2 separate regions of the Homo sapiens genome follow, and region 2 is linked to region 1. The links are chromatin contacts, found by Hi-C in ENCODE. All regions are on one chromosome and are shown on one strand. The core of a region is the stretch at or near the end of the contact, and the rest is flanking DNA. Distances in the headings are between cores, read along the strand shown. Region 1 holds the start of ERBB2 (erb-b2 receptor tyrosine kinase 2). Region 2 holds the start of TOP2A (DNA topoisomerase II alpha).

Region 1 (5,403 bases), core at 276-2,775:
GCCCCTCGGGCAACACACAGCCACGATGACACCCACTCCCTCCCCAGACCCTCTGACCTATGGAGACCACCCACGACTCCCAGAACACTTTCATTTTGTCTCCCCTGCAGCCCAGTGACTCAGGGAGCAGTGTCCCTCATTGCTCCAGGTGCACTCATCCATATAGCGATTTCGAATGCATGGTTGGGGGTCGCACTGCCTGGGGTCCCATCTTGACCCCACCACTTACTAGCTGCTACTCAACCTCTGGACTGCTACTCAGTCCAGAATGCTGGCAGAACTTCCACTATAGGGGTGTTCTAGGATTAAAGGAGAATGCATGCAAAACACCACAAACAGTTCCTGGCAGAGTATACCTGGCCCAGGCTATATGTTAGCTTTTATGATTAATGCACACAGGTGGACAGATGGGTCAGGATACACACTGCCCCCACTCACCCTTCCCCACGCACAGCACCAAGGAAAAGGCAGCAGAACAACGCAGCCCTCCCTAGGCTCCCATCTGGCCTTATTTCTTAGCTTCCTTCTCTGGGAACTCTCCCACTTTACACCCCAAGAAACCCACCCCCACCCCTCCATGGTCCACGCGCTCCAAAAGTCACAGAGCACAGTCCCTAAGCTGGCCCCAAGAATCTGTTCAAAGCAAACGTCTCCCCCGCCCCCAACCCAGACCCCAGCAAGAGGCCACCCTCCGGGCCACCCTTTCCTCCCCGGCTCTGGTTGGGACAGGTTGCTATGCCACCCTCCACTCCACCACACACACACACACCCGACCCCGCCAGAAGCAGGAGCAACCAAACCAAAATCGTCTGAAGGGGAGCGGGGAGGGGCTGGAGGAGGGGCAGGGCAGAGGACCCCCCCAAGGAATCCAGCCCAGGCCAGTCCGGAGGCGGAGGCTGCCAACTGGAAAGGCTTTGAGAAAGCTTGAGGGGGCTCAAGAAGGGGGGAAACGCGCGCGCGCGCTCTACGCAATACACCCTTTGCGGGAAAACTTTCTGAACAATTTCAGAGAACTTCTTTGACAAGTTCCCGGAGCCCCTCGGAGCCTGGAAAGCGCCAGTCTCTTGGATGGGCCATCTCGAGCCGCTGCCGTGTAACTGCCCCCTCCCGCCCGAGGGCCCCAGGGCCCGGCTGCCCTGAGCGTCTCGACTGTCCACAACTTCGGGATAGGAGAGCTCGTCCGGGCCCCTCTGGCCCCGCCGGCCGCGGGACCTCGGCGGGGCATCCACAGGGCAGGGTCCCGCCGCTGCTCCGTCCCCTCCCCACACCAGACCCACCTTGGGTGCTCGCGGCTCCGGGGGGCAAGAGGGCGAGGAGGAGCCCCCAGCGGCACAAGGCCGCCAGCTCCATGGTGCTCACTGCGGCTCCGGCCCCATGGCTCCGGCTGGACCCGGCTGGGAGGGCGCGGGGCGCGGGGTGCTGCGAGGGGTGGGGGCCGGGCGCGCGGCGCAGTAAAGGGCCCCGTGGGAAGGGGCGCGCGGCTGCCCGGGGGGCTCCCCTGGTTTCTCCGGTCCCAATGGAGGGGAATCTCAGCTTCACAACTTCATTCTTATACTTCCTCAAGCAGCCCTCCTCCTCCACCTCCTCCTTCTCCTGTGATTGGGAGCAAGCGCGCTCCCAGCTCGCCCCCTCCAACTGCATTCCAACAAGTCTGGGAGTGGCAACTCCCAGCTTCACTTTCTCCCTCTCTTCGCGCAGGCCTGGGTGCGTCCCTCCTAGCGCCGGGACGCCTGGGTTGCCTGCAGCCGTTCTCACACTTTTCCTCGGAGAATCCCTAAATGCAGAGGCTGGTGACTCTGCCCCCTCCCCCGGAGTCCGGGATAAATTCCCTAGGCTGCCACTCTTAACACCCTTTTAAGTCTCAGGTTTTATCTTAAACTTTCCTGGGGAGCTTGCATCCTACTCCATCCCAAGCCTATTTGTTTTAATATCAAATAATGGTTTTCCCACCACATCCTCTAGTAAAATTGATAGTCAAGGAGGGGGATGTGTTGTGTTTACCTTGTGGCTTCCAGGACCCCCGGGGCATATCTTCTGGAATCTTTGAAGTATCTGAAAAGCATGATCTTAAGAGGGTCTACAAATTTGGGAGGAGACAGTCACATCGAAAGGACTTTTTTTTTTTTTTAAACGAACTTTTGCTCTTGTTGCCCAGGCTGGAGAGCAATGGCGCGATCTCTGCTCACCACAACCTCTGCCTCCCTGGTTCAAGTGATTCTCCTGCCTCAGCCTCCCGAGCAGCTGGGATTACAGGCATGTGCCACCATGACCAGCTAATTTTTTGTATTTTTAGTAAAGACAGGGTTTCTCCACGTTGGTGAGGCTGGTCTTGAACTCCCAACCTCAGGTGATCCTCCCGCCTCAGCCTCCCAAAGTGCTGGAATTACAACCACGAGCAACTGCACCCAGCCCAAAAAGACTTCTATCTCAATTCTTCAAAATGCACCCTTCTTGCTTATTTAAGGAGGCACCCAGCACCCAATGCATTCAAGGTTTCTTCTTTGCCCCTTGCCTTCTATTAGCCTGCTTAATTCCACTTCTCAACCACATTCTATTTGGAGCCCCTGACCCTATTCCTTAGGCCTAGTGGTAGGGGTGGGGATGGAAGGAAGACTTTTTTTTTTTTTTTTAATTTCAACAAGATATTGCATGGGACATATTTATACTAACAAATTATTCATTGTTTATCTGAAATTCAAATTTAACTGGGCCTCCTTATTTTTATGTGCTAAATTTGGCAGTTCTAGTTGGAATGCCCCAGCCAAGAATGCAGCTATACTGGTCAAGAAGGGATCAAAGGCACCTATCAGGGACTGGAGAATGAAGGACACCAGCATCTCTTTCTCTCTTCCCTCCCCCCCATCTCCCACACCTCTTTACAGGTATACACTTGCATTTCTAAACTTGCTTCCATGTGCTGAGCACACTTAAAGCAGGCACCTCTTGTGGGACAGGTTGCTATGCCATCCTAGGGAGTTGAGAAACAGGGGCCTCTGGGACCAAGAGGACCTGGGTTCAAATCTTGAATCTGGCCAGTCGCGGTGGCTCACACCTGTAATTCCAGCACTTTGGGAGGCCGAGGCAGGCAGATCACGAGGTCAGGAGATCGAGACCATCCTGGCTAACACGGTGAAACCCTGTCTCTGCTAAAAATACAAAAAATTAGCCAGGTGTGGTGGCGGGTGCCTGTAGTCCCAGCTACTCAGGAGGCTGAGGCAGGAGAATGGCGTGAACCTGGGAGGCAGAGCTTGCAGTGAGCTGAGATTGCGCCTCTGCACTCCAGCCTGGGAGACAGAGTGAGACTCCGTGTCAAAAAAAAAAAAAAAAATCTTGACTCTATTCCATATCAGTCATGTCACCTTGGGCAAGTGACTGAGCATCTCTGGTCTCAGTTGGCTCATCTGTAAAACAGCATCTGACATACTATGCTGGGGTTAAAGGAGATAATGCTCTGGAAGCACTCAGCGCAATACTTGGCACATAATAATTGCTCAATAAATGGTCCCAGATTTAGTTATACTGGGGCAGATCTAGGTTTTGTGGGGCCTGAAGCTTATATAATTTGGGAAACTCTCTTTAAGAAAGTAATACAAAGTTGGCCGAGTATGGCGGCTCATGCCTGTAATCCCAGCACTTTGGGAGGCCAAGACAGGCAGATCACGAGGTCAGGAGTTCGAGACCAGCCTGGCCAACATGACAAAACCCCATCTCTACTAAAAGTACAAAAATTAACTAGGTGTGGTGGCAGGCACCTGTAATCCCAGCTACTCGGGAGGCTGAGGCAGGAGAATTGCTTGAACTCAGAGGGCAGAGGTTGCAGTGAGCTGAGATCTTGCCACTGCACTCCAGCCTGGGTGACAGAGTAAGACTCCATTGAAAGAAAGAAAGAGAGCAAGAGAGAGAAAGGAATTGAACAGAAAAAGACCCTAGCACGGCTGGGTGCGGTGGCTCATGCCTGTAATTGCAGCACTTTGGGAGGCCAAGGCAGGTGGATCACCTGAGGTCGGGAGTTTGGTACCAGCCTGACCAACATGGAGAAACCCTGTCTCTACTAAAAACACAAAATTAGCCGGGCATGGTGGCGCATGCCTGTAATCCCAGCTACTCGGGAAGGCTGAGGCAGGTGAATCGCTTGAACCTGGGAAGCGGAGGTTGCGGTGAGCCAAGATCGCGCCATTGTACTCCAGCCTGGGCAACAAGAGCGAAACTCTGTCTCAAAAAAAAAAAAAAAAAACAAAACAAAAAAACAACCCTAGCACATTCATATAGTAAGGATAAGGTGGAGTTTTGTACAGGTATCCAGAGTGATAATGTAAAATTAACTTATTCCTTGGACCGCTGTCACAAACATTCGAGAAATATTGCTGTGTATGGAACACAGCAGCCCTTCTGGATGGCCATCAATATCCCTATTTTCTCTTGAGCTGGTGTTAGGGTTAGGGTGAGGATCAGGGGAACTGAGGTAAGCAATTTGCCCAGGATGTCTTAGGGCTAGAGAGAAAAGTTGGGCATGTATCAAAACTGACCCCTTACTCTCACCCCATCATCCAGCCCAGGACCTGGTCAACCTGCCTCTCAGTCCTGCAGCTTACAGCCCTGCGGGAAGAGGATGCGCTGACCTGGCTCCAGGAGTCACTGGTTCATCACACCACACCTTGGAGGGCTTGCACCTGGATGAGTGTGCAGGCAGCCTTAGAGGCCATCGGGATGTTAGGATCAGGGTTAGAGGTGTCCTTTCTCCCCAGGCCCCACCCCTGCCCTGCTGTTGTGTCCGGAAAGGTTAGTCCAGTCAGGAAAGCTACTGTGGACGCCATGCTTCATTGGACCCTACTCTGTGCCACTCTGACCTACAGCCACGTTCCTCAGAACACTGAGTCCCCAAGACTCCAGAGGAGGCAGGTGTTATCATTCCCCATTTTGCAGAAGAGGAACCTTGAGCCTTGAGATTCCACGAGCTAAAGGAACTTTCCCAAGGTCACAGAGCTGAGCTGGGAACTGAGCCATGGCAGATTTGGCTTCACCCATTACCCTCAAGAGCCCCAGTCAAGGGTACCAAGAGGGGAGACAGAGGAAAGAAGTCCAGGTAACTGTAGGTCCCTCCCTCTACAAAGATCCTGCTTCCCCCCTTCACTCTCCACCCCCCCGCCCAAGCAAACCCATCCTCTCTGCATCCCAAATCCCAGGAAGAAACCCGGACTGGCAGACAATGCCCAGTCCCGGTGGGCGGTAGAGAGGGTGGAGCAAGCTGGAGAGGGGGCTGGAGTGGGGATGGGGGGAGGAGCTGGGGTCAGAACTCACGCCCTGGGGAGGAGGCTCGAGAGGGGCCGAGCCTCTGAAAAAGAATGAGCCCATTCAGAGCTGGGAAGCCAGAGGAAAAAACCTCGTCTGGTGTCTGACAAGAGG
Region 2 (5,306 bases), core at 967-3,466, 720 kb before region 1:
GCCAAGCTTCCCTACCACTGCTCTGAGCCCCTGGTGGTCCTGTGCTCTCTAACACATGTGGTGAGCAGAGCAGAGCTGGGAACACGCAGAGACTGCTGGAGGCCAGGGAGCCAAAGGTCAAGAGAGCAGAACAATGCCGAAGCACCATGCCTATGGTTTCCGAGTGCCCCTAGCCCATGGGCAACTTCCATCCTTGGCTTCCTGCCACATCATACGGCTCCCCATTGGCCCTCCCTTGACACACTGTGGTTATGTAACAATGGTTGACCTCTGGTTTCTTTTAGAAGAAGAAAAAAAAAATTACATCCACAATTGTCACACCAGCCTAAGGAAAATTCCTGCTACCTAATACTGTCAGCCCACTGTTTACCTTACACTTCTCTCATGTAACCCTCACACTACTCTGAGATCATAGTTAATTATTCTTTTTAGGAGAGGAAACGGAAGCACCGAGAGGCTTCCTCCATCGAAATGACACGAATGGCAAATTGCTGAGTTGGGACTGAAACCCAGGTAGAGGAAGGAAGCAATGAATGGAAAGAGGTGGCTCAGCTGGAATTAGTAGGCACTCAAATTGTGCAGTTTTTTTTTTTCTGGCTTCTTGTAAGGGTAATAACTTTGTTTAATCCACTCAAACATTTATATGTAAGAGTAATTTTAAAACTTCAGTCTTCGCCGGGCACAGTGACTCACACCTGTAATCCCAGCACTTTGAGAGGCTGAGGCGGGCAGATCACTTGAGGTCAGAAGTTTGAAACCAACCTGGTCAACATGGCAAAACCCTGTCTCTACTAAAAAAATACAAAAATTAGCCAGGCGTGGTGGCAGGCGCCTGTAATTCTAGCTACACGGGAGGCTGAGGCAGGAGAATCGCTTGAACCCGCGAGGTGAAGGTTGCAGTGAGCCTAGATCGCGCCATTGCACTCCAGCCTGGGCGACAGAGTGAGATTCCATCTCAAAAAAAAAAAAAGCAACAAAAAAACAAGCAAACAAAAAAGCTTCAGTCTTGGCATTTCCTTGTCAAATTGGAACAGCTGTTCTGGACTGCAGGGTTCACGGAGGTGAGCAAAAGTAGCCAGTCGGAGGGTATCTGGCCAGCTGGCTGCGGAAAAGGTTTCAGCCCCGGACGGCTGAGCCCACCCTCAGCTCAAGAGGCTACCACCACAAGTTATCCCTTTCGATTTACCAGTTGCAGTCCAGCGCTGCTCTACTGGGGACCTGAATGCTGCCCTCCATTTTGCAAAGCCTTTCTACATCCTTCCACTATATGGAACCCCCAAACCACAACTGTGGCACTTTTATTTTAATTATTTTTATTATTTATTTATTTATGTATTTATCTCTTGAGGTGGCCTCGCTCTGTCACTCAGGCTGGAGTGCAGTGGAGCAATCACGGTTCAAGGCGCCTCGATCTCCGATCCCCGGGGCTCAAGCGATCCTCCCTCCTCAGCCTCCGGAGCTGGAGTTACAGGTGTGCGATGCCTCGCCTGGCTATTTTTTTTCCTTTTTGGGTAGAGACGGGGTCTCGCTATGTTGCCCAGGCTGGTCTCCAACTCCTAGGCTCCAGCGATCCTCCCGCCTCGGCCTCCCAATGTGCTGCGAATACAGACTCCAGCCACCGCACACAGCCTACTTTTATTTCTTTGAAAAATGAATTCGAGGGTAAAGGGGGCGGGGTTGAGGCAGATGCCAGAATCTGTTCGCTTCAACCAAGCAGCCAGGCTGCCTGTCCAGAAAGCCGGCACTCAGTTTCCTCAGGAAAACGAAGCTAAGGCTCCCATTCCCCTCGCTAACAACGTCAGAACAGAGGACAGTTTTTAGATTTCAGGGATCTTAAATAGATTGGCAGTTCCTGGAGAATAAACATCCTTTGCTTTTCTCCTGCACACTTTTGCCTCAGGCCACCCCTTCCCGCTTCCAAAGCCCATCTCTTCCAAGCTTTCCGCACGAGAAAACAAGTGAGCCCTTCTCATTGGCCAGATTCCCTGTCAATCTCTCCGCTATGACGCCGAGTGGTGCCTTTTGAAGCCTCTCTAGTCCCGCCTCCCTAACCTGATTGGTTTATTCAAACAAACCCCGGCCAACTCAGCCGTTCATAGGTGGATATAAAAGGCAAGCTACGATTGGTTCTTCTGGACGGAGACGGTGAGAGCGAGTCAGGGATTGGCTGGTCTGCTTCGGGCGGGCTAAAGGAAGGTTCAAGTGGAGCTCTCCTAACCGACGCGCGTCTGTGGAGAAGCGGCTTGGTCGGGGGTGGTCTCGTGGGGTCCTGCCTGTTTAGTCGCTTTCAGGGTTCTTGAGCCCCTTCACGACCGTCACCATGGAAGTGTCACCATTGCAGGTACGGCTCGCGGGGGGGACTGGCGGTGGAGCCTCCGCGCGGCCCGGGCATCTCTCTGGCCGCCCGTGACGGGTGAAGCTCTGGGGCTGCGGTCAGGCCGGCGACCGGCTTGGGAGCCCATATTCTCCATTCCCGGTTCCGGGGTGATCGTGGAGAGGCGGAAGCCCCTTCTGGTGCTAGTAGTGAAGTATGACCCGGCTTCCAGGGTGTCGTGCGTTGTTGCCCTGTTTCTAGGGGCAGGAGTCCGTTGGTCCCGTAGTGGATCCATGTTACAGCGGCCCGGGTGCGACGTTATTGAGTCGCGCGTACAGATGCTTTCCCCTCCTGCCCGCTGCTTGAAAACGGTCTTGAATGTCCCCGATCTTGGAAAGGGCAGAGCCTAGCACAGTGTTTCTCTGGAGCAGCTGGCCAGCTTACAAAAGCGCCCCCTTCCTGAGTTCACAACGCTCAGGTGGCCAAGGGATTGAACGGATAGCCGCCCAAACTGCTGCTGCCGAACTAGAATTATTTACGGTGTCGTGTGCTCGGGACACCGTAAATAATTTATAATAATAGGCACTCGGTAAATAATGTATGCAGGAACTGAAAGAAGTGGGTGTATTTTATTGATGACATCTACCATGTTGCTCAAGAAAAGAGGTTTCCAGACAGACCCACTTGGTGAGATAATATGTGTCTGTTTAACCTGACACCTGGGGACCTGGCCGCAGCGAATTTAAATTGTCCTATTTGTACAAAACTGGCAACTCCACCACTGCCTACTAACAGATTGCAATGCATGTTGACATCTCACTATGGTAGGCATTTTGTTCCTAGTTTAGGGTAAACTTATGATTAAAAATTCCCTTCTTTCTCTCTTTTTTTTTAATTGCTAGCCTGTAAATGAAAATATGCAAGTCAACAAAATAAAGAAAAATGAAGATGCTAAGAAAAGACTGTCTGTTGAAAGAATCTATCAAAAGAAAACACAATTGGAACATATTTTGCTCCGCCCAGACACCTACATTGGTTCTGTGGAATTAGTGACCCAGGTAAAATCAAGCTCATCAAAGGCAGTTAACCTAGTAGTTGAAATGGATACTCTTCTTTCTGTACCTTTCATGTACTGAGTGTGACCTTTCTGTATCTCTCATGTACTGAGTGTCACTGGAACTGGCCTAAATATGGTAATACTTAATATGAACACTTTATGGTAATCATGATAACAGAACAATGAATATAGAATAAAAATAACAGTATTTCTTTGCCTTATTTCTAGCAAATGTGGGTTTACGATGAAGATGTTGGCATTAACTATAGGGAAGTCACTTTTGTTCCTGGTTTGTACAAAATCTTTGATGAGATTCTAGGTGAGTAAATCCTTTAATATAAAGATCTGGTCAAATCTTTCATAAGAAGTATCATTCCAAATAAAAATTTAAAAAAGATAAAAGTAAAAACAAAAAGTATCATTTCTACCAAACCTGCTGTAGCCAGGGCTCCTGTCATTTCAATCAGTTGATAAAGGTGAGCTGGTTTCCTGGAGCCCAGGAGGTTGAGCTTCTCGTAGAAACAGTACTATGGACAAAAATTGCTAAATTAACACCTTGTTAATGCCACTCCTGTGCTGTTTGGGAACTTTTTTTTCTATATCTTACTTAGAGTTACAGAATGTTTCTTAAAACACTAATTTCTTACAAATGTATATTTTATTTTCTTTCAGTTAATGCTGCGGACAACAAACAAAGGGACCCAAAAATGTCTTGTATTAGAGTCACAATTGATCCGTACGTCTTTTGCTTAGTTTTTGTTATGTAGCTCGTTGCTATTGTTAGCTGCATGTATTTTGATTACTGGTGAAGTTGGCTTTTCCTAAACAGAAGTTGAGAAAAGTACACAAAAGCAGAATGCTAAAATGAAAAACCTATGGATACCCACCACCTAGATCCAACAGTTGCCAACGTTTTTCCATATTTTCTCCATCTTTTTTTTAATTAGTTAATTTTTTTAGAGGAAGGGGTCTTGCTATTTTGCCTGGGCTGGTCTTAGAACTCCTGGCCTGAAGCAATCCTCCAGTGTTGGCATTATGGGTGTGTGCCATGGCACGCGGCCTATTTGCTCTGGATCATTTCAAAATAAATTACAGGACTTATGACACCTAATCCCTAAATATTTGAGCAAGCACCTTCAGTAATTGCTTTAAGTATTCTGGCATCTGGAGTTTTAACTTTTTCTCATGATGCTATTCAAACAGTAAACCAGTAGGTGGTGGTAGAGAATAATTTGATCTGACATTTCTGCTTATAAATGCGGGGTGTCCCTTAGTGGGTGATCAGGGTGCTTATTTCACTTTTTTGTTAGTCTGATTGATTATGACAAAGTATACCTGGATTTTCCTAAGGACTCAATATCATAGTCTTTAAAAAATGTTGAGCTAGGGCCAGGCACGGTGGCTCATGCCTGTGATCCCAGCACTTTGGGAGGCCGATGCGGGCGGATCACAAGGTCAGGAGATCAAGACCATCCTGGCTAACACGGTGAAACCCTGTCTCCACTAAAAATACAAAAAATTAGCCGGGTGTAGTGGTGGGCGCCTGTAGTCCCAGCTACTCGAGAGGCTGAGGCAGGAGAATGGCATGAACCCGGGAGGTGGAGCTTGCAGTGAGCCGAGATTGCACCACTGCACTCCAGCCTGGGTGACACAGCAAGACTCTGTCTCAAAAAAAAAAAAAAAGTTGAGCTAATTTTAATTAGTTTTTTTTATAGATAATAAGTACTATGTAGAACAAGAACCATAATGTATATCGAGTTATTAACTAAAATATAGTACCATCCAAGAATTAACTTAAAATAACTGAAATAAGTTTTCAGCATTTTATTTGAGAGCAAGGCAGTTTATGATTGATATTGGTTTTCCTTTTTTTTTTTTTTTTTTTTGATGGAGTTTTGCTCTTATTGCCCAGTCTGGAGTGCAGTGGCATGATCT

Evidence for each region. A loop is a pair of places that touch in the nucleus more often than their neighbours do.
Region 2: a map of Calu3 shows a loop between it and region 1 (2.0-fold over the local background). The contact joins the promoter of TOP2A here to the promoter of ERBB2 in region 1. A Hi-C loop is called at or near these places in 1 of 168 maps with a recorded cell type or tissue (Calu3).

Annotation. Positions count from the first base shown.
Region 1 is chr17:39,696,186-39,701,588 of GRCh38, reverse strand. It overlaps ERBB2 (erb-b2 receptor tyrosine kinase 2), which reads right to left and starts at 1,525. Exons shown (of 27, transcript NM_004448.4): 1 at 1,278-1,525. The coding sequence starts at 1,350. RefSeq lists enhancers at 1-41, 42-543 and a silencer at 5,139-5,403.
Region 2 is chr17:40,414,806-40,420,111 of GRCh38, reverse strand. It overlaps TOP2A (DNA topoisomerase II alpha), which reads left to right and starts at 2,216. Exons shown (of 35, transcript NM_001067.4): 1 at 2,216-2,341; 2 at 3,217-3,372; 3 at 3,600-3,690; 4 at 4,044-4,107. The coding sequence starts at 2,321. RefSeq lists enhancers at 10-552, 2,221-2,310, 2,032-2,557.